2 separate regions of the Homo sapiens genome follow, and region 2 is linked to region 1. The links are chromatin contacts, found by Hi-C or POLR2A ChIA-PET in ENCODE. All regions are on one chromosome and are shown on one strand. Each heading gives the region's core, a stretch centred on a gene start or an enhancer-like site at or near the end of the contact. The rest is flanking DNA. Distances are from core to core; before and after follow the strand shown. Region 1 has its middle 49 kb from the start of IGF1R. Region 2 overlaps IGF1R (insulin like growth factor 1 receptor).

Region 1 (5,297 bases), core at 829-3,328:
CAGGTCATATGGCTACTCTGTGTCTAACATTTTGAGAAACTGTGACACTGTTTTCCACAGTGGCTGGACTATTTTACATTTCCGCCGGCAGCATATGAGGGTTCCAATTTCTCCACATTCTTACTACTACTTGCTTTCATCTGTCATTTTTATTATTGCCATCTTAGAAGATGTGAAGTGGCATCTCACTGTGGTTTTGACTTGCACTTCCCTGATGGCTAATGATGTGGAGCAGTGGTCCCCAACCTTTTTGCCACCAGGGACCAGTTTCATGGAAGACAGTTTTTCCACAGATGTGGTGTGGAGGGAGCAGCATGGCTTCGGGATGAAATTGTTCCATCTCAGATCATCAGGCATTAGATTCTCATAAAGAGTGTGCAACCTAGATCCCTCGCATGTCAGTTCACAAAAGGGTTCATGCTCTTATGAGAATCTCACGCTGCAGCTGATCTGACAGGAGGCAGAGCTCAGGCAGTAATGCTCACTGGCCCGACTCTCACCTCCTGCCGTGCAGCTGGGTTCCTAACAGGCCACATGGACTGGTACCAGTCCACTGCCCAGGCTTGGGGACTCCTGATGCAAAGCATCTTTTCTTGTGCTTATTGGTCATTGTATACCTTCTTTGGGGAAATATCTAATCAAATCTTTTGCTTATTTTACAATTGGGTTATTTGTCTTTTTTTTTTGTTATTGAGCTATATGAATTCCTGCTGGGTGTAGTGGCTTACATCTGTAATCCCAGCACTTTGAGAGGCCAAGGCAGGGGGATCTCTTGAGCCCAGGATTTTGAGACCAGACTGGGCAACATGGTGAAACCTTGTCTCTACAAACAATATAAAAATTAGGCAGGCTTGGTGGCACATGCCTGTAGTCCCAGTTACTTGAGAGGCTGAAGTTGGAGAATCGCTTGAGCCCAGGAGGTCCAGGCTGCAGTGAGCCGTGACTGTGCCACTGCACTCCAGCCTGGGAGACAGAGAGAGACTCTGCCTTGGTGGGGCCGGGAAACAGAAAGAAAGAATTCTTTATGTATTCTGGATGTTAGTCCCTTATCAAACATAGGATCTGGCTGGGCGTGGTAGCTCACGCCTGTAATCCCAGTACTTTGGGAGGCCAAGGTGGGTGGATCACTTGAGGTCAGGAGTTCGAGACCAGCCTAGCCAACATGGTGAAAGCCCGTATCTAGTAAAAATACAAAAAAATTAGCCAGGCATGGTGGTGCACACCTGTGGTCCCAGCTACTTGGGAGGCTGAGGCAGGAGAATTGCTTGAATCCGGGAGGTGGAGGTTGCAGTGAGCTGAGATTGCACCACTGCACTCCAGCCTGGGGGACAGAGAGAAACTCCATCTCAAAAAAAAAAAAAAAAAAAAAGGTCCTTCAAATATTTTTTCCCATTGTTTTCCAATTTGGCTTTTTAACTTTCTTCCTTTTTTTTGGCCTTACTTTCTTAACAATAAGGTGTTTTGAAAGGAAAAAGTGAAACCAACGATTCAACTTATCTAGACTTTTCTGTAATTTTGTATGGCTAACTCACTATTTTAGAATGATTTGTGTCTCTTGGCTTTCAGTGTTCTACTGTGAAAAGTTATGAAGGTTCAAGTTTTTGTAAGGAAACAAAAATGTCTATAAGAAGACTGATTGGTGTGCTCTCCCTGCGTGTTTACTAAGGCTTTCCTTGGCCACTTTGTTATTTCCCATATTTAAAACATGGCCAAGTTCCTGTGAATGATTGTTTTCAAGGAAATATCTTTGTAATTGAAAACGAACTAAATAATATATTATATGTTTGCTATGAACACAGTGTGGCAGCTTTGAATTCATAGGATTTCAGGCTATCAGTGTAAATCAGGAAACGGCTTCCAGGAAGAGAAAGTGAGAGTGAAAGCAACCGACAGAGAGCAGGCAGGGCCAGGAGAGAGGGCTGCAGGCTCCCTCGCAGGGGAACCCCAAAGAGCACATTCTTTGGGGAGTGACCACCCTCCGGAGCGAGGAGCCTTGGGGATGGGATCCTTGCCAGTGCAGTGTGTGTATGTGTGCGTCAGTGCAGTGTGTGTAAGTGTGCGTGTGTGTGTGTGTGTGTATGTGTGTGTGTACATGCGCATGAGCTGAGAGAGAGAGGAGGAGGAGCAGGAGGTGGCGGAGGCAGGGCAGAAGGTATCTTTTCCCATTGAGACTTTTTTTTGGTCTTTTAAAACCTCTTCCGCGAGCTCAGTCTTTGTAAACATACCTGTATGCCCAATTCTCTCCAGCTCAAGAAATACAGGGGCCTGATTTTTCTCAGAATTGTATTTACCATTTTTTTTTAAGAAGGCCTCAGCTCTGCCCTGGTGCTTAAAGCTCTCTCCTGCACATGTGTATGCGTTACATCCACCCTAGGTCATCAGCTACTCGCAAAAGGTCCTGATCCCACTGCAAATTAAATTCCATTCCAGTTTTTTGAACCTCACATATTTAGTTCATGACATAGGGGCCCTGGAAATGTTATATCTAAAACTTGGTGTGGATTGTTAACTAAAAACTTGGGACTTGGTCTGAAGCCCCCATTCATCCTGAGCAGCAAGAGGAACACGTGGTGGCAAAGCCTGCGGGCTGTCTATTCTCACTATAAATAGGAATGGTCTGTTTTGCAGCTCTCCAGCTTTTAGGCACATAATATTTGCCATATGTATGCTATCGCATCCCTGCTATCTGCATTCACACAAACCATGGATCCCATGCTCTTGTCTTGCTTTCCCGTTGCAACTGCAATTGTTTGTTGATAAATATCTTTTATCTCAATGATGTGGACATAATATCCACACTCTTCTCCCGACGTGTATGAAAGACGGAAGAAGGGAGAAGGAGAAAACAGACACGGAGGACCTACTAGGAGCCATGAGCTTTGCCCAGTGCTTTCTTTACTCTAGCAAGGACATTAAACGCACTTAGTGATCATTAGTTCCATGCCTACCAGGAGCCAGAGAATTTCCGCACATCATCTCTTGGAGACAGGTATTTTTTCAGCCTTCAATGATGTTAAGTAATTTGCTGGAAGTCACATCTTCTGAGCTTGGATTTGAGTTCAGTAGGTTCTGATTTGGAGCTTTGCTAACTTTGAATTTCAAATTTAAAATGTAAGATTTTGCAGAAGTAGATGGCTTGTCTTTATCACCTAAAAATAAAGCATTCTTTCCCAGGAATGGGTTTGCAGAACTGCATCTACAGCAATTCAGGCTGGGGCGTGCAGCCAGATGACCTGGGTTTGAATCCTGGCTCTACCCCTTGCTGGCTCTGTGACCTTGGGCAACAATTTAACCTCACTGTCCTTATCTGTAAAATGGGCATAGTGATGATGGTAATTCTACCTACTTAGAAAGGTGTTGTGGCTGGGCGCAATGGTTCACGCCTGTAATCCCAGCACTTTGGGAGGCTGAGGTGGGTGGACTACTTGGTCGGGAGCTCCAGACCATCCTGGCCAACATGGTGAAACCCTGTCTCTACTGAAAATACAAACATTAGCCGGGTATGGTGGTAGGCACCTGTAATCCCAGCTACTCAGGAGACTGAGGCAGTATAATCACTTGAACCTGGAAGGTGGAGGTTGCAGTGAGCCGAGATTGCTCCACTGCACTCCAGGCTGGGCGATACAGCAAGACTCAGTCTCCAAAAAAAAAAAAAAAAAAAAAAAAAAAAAGTGTTGTTAAGATCTGGTAAGATGACCTGTGATGTGTGATAAGCCGTCAATATTAGCCAGTATGACTAAGACTTGCATATACAACCAGAGCTGGAACACCAAGCTACAGGATTGCTTTCGCAGGTGTTGAATTAAATAGATCAATTTGAAAGCAATAAGCCTCTTTCCTTCCTTCCCTCCCTTCCTTCCTTCCTCTCTCTCTCTCTTTCAATGCAAGAGTGGGCTTTCCTAGCAGTCAAATATAACTTAGTTAATTCAACAAATGCTTGTAGAACCGTACTGTAGTGCCAAGTGCTGTGCTGAGTGCGAGCTAGAGATTTGGTAGTGAAAACACAGATTGCACATTCCCATTCTGCAGACTGTGGAGCTCACAGTCTAGTGGGAAAGACACCAATGATACAATCAGACCTACCAGAGGGGAATGCTTTCTCATAAAGTCAACTCTCATGTAAAGTTTTTTAAAAAATCTTCTAAAATTTACCCTGAAATGTATTTTTTTCTTTTGCTTAACAAATTATTGCTTTACGGAATTATATGTTGTGTATTTTCATAAATCTCTTCATCCAACATATGCTATATATGTACATGAAAAGTCTGTATATATACATTTCTACACAAACCTTGTTGACAAACTCTGCTTAATGTTGGTTCCAATTACAAATGGTAAAATTCAATGTTTTTCACACATCAGATATTTAAGTAGTTTTAAAAAGGAAATATCTTAAAATGCCAACTGGAATATTTTCGGAGCAAAGTGTCATCTTAATGAGGATTCATGATGTAGCAGTGGATGGAAGATGTTCTGGTCTTTTAAAATGTATGTTTGGTGTTTCACGAGGCTATTAGAGAGTCCAGGGAACCCTCACTTTTCCTTTTGGATGCCATAAGATTCCTAGAAGGCATCCTGGGGCTTTTCTTTGTTCTTGATGTTCTGATCCTAAATGACTCGGGGCTGTGAACTCCTGGTAAACCAGTGAGTCATAGATCCTGCTCCAAGACACTCTTTGGGAGTGGGGAGTGCTAAGAAAGCAAAACTGATCAAACCGGGTGTGGCTGAGGGGCCCTTCCACAAAGCAAGTAGCTTTGGACACAGGCTGTTGCTTCTAGAAAGGAGGAGTTGCATGTGCAAAGGATACGTGATGGTTTGGTGAGGTGGTACATGTGGGACAGGAACCAGTTGGGTGTCAACAATGACGCAGGTGCCAAGCTGCATGTTCCCCTCCCATGTCTGGCTCAGGAGCCTTCCAACTCACACAACACACAACAGCAAAAACAAAGAACAAAACGAACCAATAATTTGTTTTGGAGATATAACTTCTGGAGAGAGAAGACTCCTTCCCACCCAGGTCTGGACATTTTAAAGACCTGGAGAAGTTTTCAGAGTGGGAGTAGTGTGCAGCGCCATTCTTTCCTGGGGTCCCTCTGGGGCATATTCGCAGGGGACTTCAATGTTGCTCTTGGTAAGTGAAAAAGCCCAAGCATCATGGCCAAGATGTGGAAACCACGTGATCCAGTTCCAGATACAATGCAACATAATGAAAGGAAATATTGTATCATCCTGATTACCTTTAAATAGCTCCCTCTTCATCACTCCCTCTTAAATACACACACACATGCGCACATCTC
Region 2 (5,083 bases), core at 2,486-4,985, 270 kb before region 1:
AATTTAGCCCTGGACGACTACATAGGCAAACTTTCCAAAAGCAAAGCCCTTGAATTGTATATAAAATGGGGGGAGGCAGGTGTGCACATACAGACTTTAAGATGTCTCTTCTTCTGCCTTGGCTTACAAGAATCTCAAGGGAGTGCGGTGGTTCATGCCTGTAATCCCAGCACTTTGGGAGGGTGAGGCGCGTGGATCACCTGAGGATGGGAGTTCGAGACCACCCTGACCAACATGGAGAAACCCCATCTCTACTAAAAACACAAAATTAGCCGAGTGTGGTGGCACATGCCTGTAATCCCAGCTACTCGGGAGGCTGAGGCAGGAGAATCGCTTGAACCCGAGAGGTGGAGGTTGCGGTGAGCCGGAGATCGTGCCATTGCACTCCAGCCTGGGCAACAAGGGCGAAACGCCGTCTAAAAAAAAAAAAAAAAAAGAATCTCAAGGGAGCCAGGTTCCAGGAAGAATAATCTTCCTTCTCATGTGGTGTGGTCGTTGCCAATTTGACCATACAGGTCCTGTGTAATACCCATGCGGTATGTGGTGTTTTTTTTTGTTGTTGTTGTTGTTTGTTTTTTTTAATTGAAAGCTGTCTCGAAATCTCTTTGGAATTAGACAACATATAAATGGAAAGCAAGTAAGTCCAATAATAGAAGGGAGTTTCCTGGCGGATAAGTACTTTCCTATGTTTCAACAGTCAACTGTTATTAAATAAATAGACGATGACAAGAATAATATGAAAAAATATTTCCTTGCCCCTTCCTCGAAAAAGAGAAAAAAAGGATAAAAATCTGAGAAACCACTTTTAGGAGATGAGCAGTAAAATGAACCAGAGGCCTCTGGCTGCATTTCTTTGCAGGTTTCCCCAGGAATAACCCAAAGAAATAATCTAACCTATGCACAAGCCCAGCTCTCTCACAGGTAACACTTGCTTCTGGGCAGACCAAAAACTTTTTAATGAAGATAATCCTCTCTCAAGGGTGTGAGATGAGTCAGAGCTGCAGGTACTAGCAGGGAAGGGAAGAATGAATGTTTAGTAGTAGTAGGAAGGTACCTAACATTTACGGGGCACTCACTGCTACCCGTGCTAAGCGCTTGGCATACGCTGTCAGATTTCATCTGTGCAACAAGCCAAAGAGGGAGGGCCTGCCGTTCCCATCTTCAGAACCAGAGCCTGAGGCACAAAGAGAGAGTGTGTGTGACTTCCCAGAGTCACACAGCTTGAAGAAGGCAGAGCTGGAATTCCAACCTGGGCGACCTGACTTCAGGGTCAGTGCTTCTAACCAACAGGCTACAGGGCACCTGTATGCGCCACAGAGTTTTCTAGCGTAATTCTCGTAACTCGTAGGAGAAATCAGCATTATTTCCCCAGACTGAGGGTCTAAGAGGCTGTATCTTGCCAAGGAGACAGAACTCACATACTGATTGCCAGGAGCTTGCATAAGGCTCATTTCCATGCCTTAAAGATCTGTCAGGGCCATTCTAAAGGACCCCCCCCCCAAAAAAAAAAACCCAACAGATTTGGCTTTTTTTTTTTTTTTTTGGAGACAAGGTCTTACTCTGTTGTCCAGGCTGGAGTGCAGTGGTGCCATCATGGCTCACTGAAGCCTTGACCTCCATCTCAGCCTCCCAAGTATCTGGGACTACAGGTGTGCACCACCACGCTCTGATTTTTTTTTGGAGACAGAGTTTCACTCATTCTTTTGCCCCAGCTGGAGTGCAGTGGTGAAATCTCAACTCACTGCAACCCCCAACTCCCGGGTTCAAACACTTCTCTGAGTAGCTGGGATTACAGGCATGCACCACCACAACCATCTAATTTTTGTATTTTTAGCAGAGACGGGGTTTCGTCACGTTGGCCAGGCTAGTCTCGAACTCCCGACCTCAAGCGATCTGCCCGCCCTGGCCTCCCAAAGTGCTGACATTGGAGACACGAGCCACTGCGCCTGGCCTGGATTTGGCTATTTTAAAAAGTGGAAACTTTACTGCTATGCTTAACCTAACTTCAAAATATTTCTCAATTATTCCTACTTTAAAAATACTACAATTCACACAGTTGATAAAGCACAGAATTAGCACCACATCAAACATAGTGTTTAATCACAATGGCTTTAAAAATATATAAAGTCAAAAAGCTTTTAAGTTCTTATTAAATATTTGTTCATTTAACACTTGGTCTACCCGTTTGTAAGGCATGTCAGGCAATTGTGAGGGCTAAGAGACATACACAAGGCACACAGTCAGATGCAGGTGATGAGATGTACACACAGATAATAATTAGAGGTAAGGATTCACGTCATAAAAGATACCTAACGGGAGGACAAGAACACTTCCAGCCAAGAGGCCCACACGATGGCAAGGCATATGCAAGGCAGGAGTGTGCAAGCAGTGACTTTAGACCTAGGCAAAGGAGCCGTGGGGACTCAAGACTGGCAAGTGGTAGGGGTGGGGCTTCTCGAATTTATGTATTTCAACAGAAAATTATAAATCACTACTCATATTAATATATAACTTAAAATTCTTAAAAATTAGCTCAGTGCTTTTTGCCTTTAAGAAATATTTTAATTAAACAAACCCAATTTGTTTTAAAACTTCACAGAACGAGGTTCAGAAAGTGGCTTTTGTTGCTGCGCAAAGTTGATGCCTACGGATCATCTATTCCTAAAGTTGTTTAGAATGGGTTATTTCTCTCTCTCTCTCTCTCTCTCTCTCTCTCCCCCTTTCTCTCCTGGCACAAGGAAGTTTTACACCATCTACAATCCCTCCGTTAGATTAAAAAAAAATAAACCTCCATTGTGAGAGGCGCCATTGGTGTCTGCCTCCTTGTCTTCCAGTCACAAATGGAGAGGCGGGCTGAAGAACAGCTTCACTGCTCAGGATGTCATGAATTTAAAAAAGTGTAGCAATGGTGCTTGGCCAGACAGAGTGGAAAACAAAGCCTCAGTCATTTGTTTAAACAAATTCACAAAAACAAAAACACTTCCTCCACGTACCCGTACCCAGTGAATTCTAAAAAGGATCACACATTTAGTATGACTTTTAAAACTTTCACTTTCACACATTAAAAACAACATGATGGGAGCAAACAAGCGGACATCACCCCTCACTCGTGCTTATCTATTTCTGGTTTCATTAAGCTGCCGAAACGACCGCCAGCGCTTCCTCTCATCCCAACAGGAAAATTTCATGGCTCCTGAAGGTCTGAGTCAGACTGGAAAGCTCATGAATATTCTGAGTTTCTGGAGCTGATGCAAGGACGTCACTATAATTGATGACCAGGCAGAGCTATCTACTACACGTTTGAACCACTCCTCTGAAATAATTTATCAGAAGTTAGATTTTCGTTTCTAAAGCTATTAATAACAAGAGTCTGTTTCTGATTTTTAAGATGAAGTTCAATCTTTCAAGCCATTCTGCTTTTCAATAAATTCCCTCTATTTGCAGAGGCCCGCATTAATATACTCCTTGCTTTACTGCATTTTAATAAAGGTGATGAGAAAATAAACCGAAGAGAACCTGAAGCTTCCCACATGCAATGGGAAGAAAGCAGCGTGCTGCAGATTTAAATCAGGATCTGCATTTACTGGGTACACGGAAGTGAAGAGAGTACGTGCATCTGTGTGGTGGCGGCGGGGGACAGAGACAGAGGCGTCTTCCTGTGGACGGCAGGAGCGTCCTGGGCTGTTCCGCTGAGATTTGGGCTCTGAGTCATGGGGTGCTCGCGTGGAACAGTAAGACCGAGTTCAACTGAGAACGCCCGCACGTATCCTATGTTAATTTTTCTTTTGCAAACACATTTGCATCTTTTACTTTCATTTTAAACTGCGCCCCGTGCATATGTGCACTACCAACCCATCCGGGTGACGGGCAAGTTGTATCTACTCTGGGAGCCTCCTCCTGCCTGCGAGGCAAGTGGCGACCCCAGAGCGGGAGGTGGGAGCCCCCTTTTCTTACGGTTCTCGGACCGCAGATTTTCCATCAACACTCAATTAGGTTTAAAGATACACTAGGGTGTGTACTGAGATAGTTCAAAATGATTTCCTTCCAACATAAAATGGATCGTGAACCACGGGAATCCTGAGCCCTCCACTTCCCAGCGAGGCAGCATGACTGGTGCTGTGAGACGGATCCACCAGTGATCGAAACCGCGTTCTGCTAGGGAAATTGAGGTTTGGACCACGTGGTCAAGGACAAATGAAAAACCTTTTACGCATTTCCAAATATCAAAATTAAAGAATTAAAAGAGAAAAAAACCCCAAGGAGTTCATATCTTCCCAAACCACAAAGCCACGCCCGGGCCCCACTCCCTTTTCTATCCACTTTAGCACATGCCGAAGCCCAGCGTGGCCTGGGACCACGTGAGGGACGGTGGGCGTGGCCGGGGCGCAGTCACGTGGCCGCTATGCACGCCGAGCCCCACCTCCAGCCAGCCCCTCCTTGGCGGCTGCAGGAGCCCAGCCAGCGATCCAGGCGGCGTTTCCAAACCCAGATCCACGCCTGTACCTGCAATGACTTACAGGATATTTTAGGAATTAGTCCAACATATCCTTTGGGATATCCTTTGGGGTCTGTAAGTAATACTCAAATAGATTTTACCTATCTCGCTGTATTCTGCAGCCAACTTTAAAACATTCATCTGGAAACTGCAAACACAAAATAACCCTTAGTGCATGATATTGTGAATTCTGTGCCCGTCTCCCCTTCAAAAGCTATATAGTATATACTTAGTACACAAACTAACTCAGAATCATGTATCCTACTGTAAGGAGTCCTCTTTGGTCCAGCAAGCATGTGTGATCTGATACCTAGCCTACTGAGATGCCTACGATTCTTTTCTTCACATCTCCCAAATATAACAGCTACATTTCAGACTCCTAAAATTTAATTTGGAATGAGTTACAAATATCAGTGAGGAAAAACGAGGGCCACAGGAAGCTTAGTATAGCTTGCACGCTCTTGTGTGAGGGCCATAATAAAATTACAAACTGGGATGGATTGCATGATATTTAAAAAATTTAGCCATTCGGTTTCATCAAACAGAAGCATGAGATTTGATAAAATGTTACACTTGAGGAGTATAAAT

What was found. Hi-C counts contacts between places; a loop is a spot of excess contacts on that map. ChIA-PET counts read pairs that join two places held with the same protein, here RNA polymerase II (POLR2A). Pooled maps may share reads with other maps.
Region 2: a pooled map shows a loop between it and region 1 (2.1-fold over the local background). The contact joins two enhancer-like sites. A Hi-C loop is called at or near these places in 1 of 168 maps with a recorded cell type or tissue (naive thymus-derived CD4-positive, alpha-beta T cell), 5 of 37 single-sample maps with no recorded cell type and 11 of 50 pooled maps. POLR2A ChIA-PET finds 5 or more read pairs at or near these places in 7 of 52 experiments (AG04450, CD4-positive, alpha-beta T cell, HEK293T and 4 more).

Annotation. Positions count from the first base shown.
Region 1 is chr15:98,597,217-98,602,513 of GRCh38, reverse strand. No RefSeq gene overlaps it. Among named protein-coding and RNA genes, the nearest start is that of IGF1R, 49 kb to the left of the region's middle. RefSeq lists enhancers at 1,750-1,899, 1,522-2,022, 2,023-2,523. Within about 2 kb of position 2,078, at least 20 of the 41 ENCODE cell types and tissues checked have a DNase peak (open chromatin) inside an H3K27ac peak, as active enhancers do.
Region 2 is chr15:98,864,788-98,869,870 of GRCh38, reverse strand. All of the region lies in intron 2 of IGF1R (insulin like growth factor 1 receptor), which reads right to left. Among named protein-coding and RNA genes, the nearest start is that of MIR4714, 83 kb to the right of the region's middle. Within about 2 kb of position 3,735, at least 34 of the 41 ENCODE cell types and tissues checked have a DNase peak (open chromatin) inside an H3K27ac peak, as active enhancers do.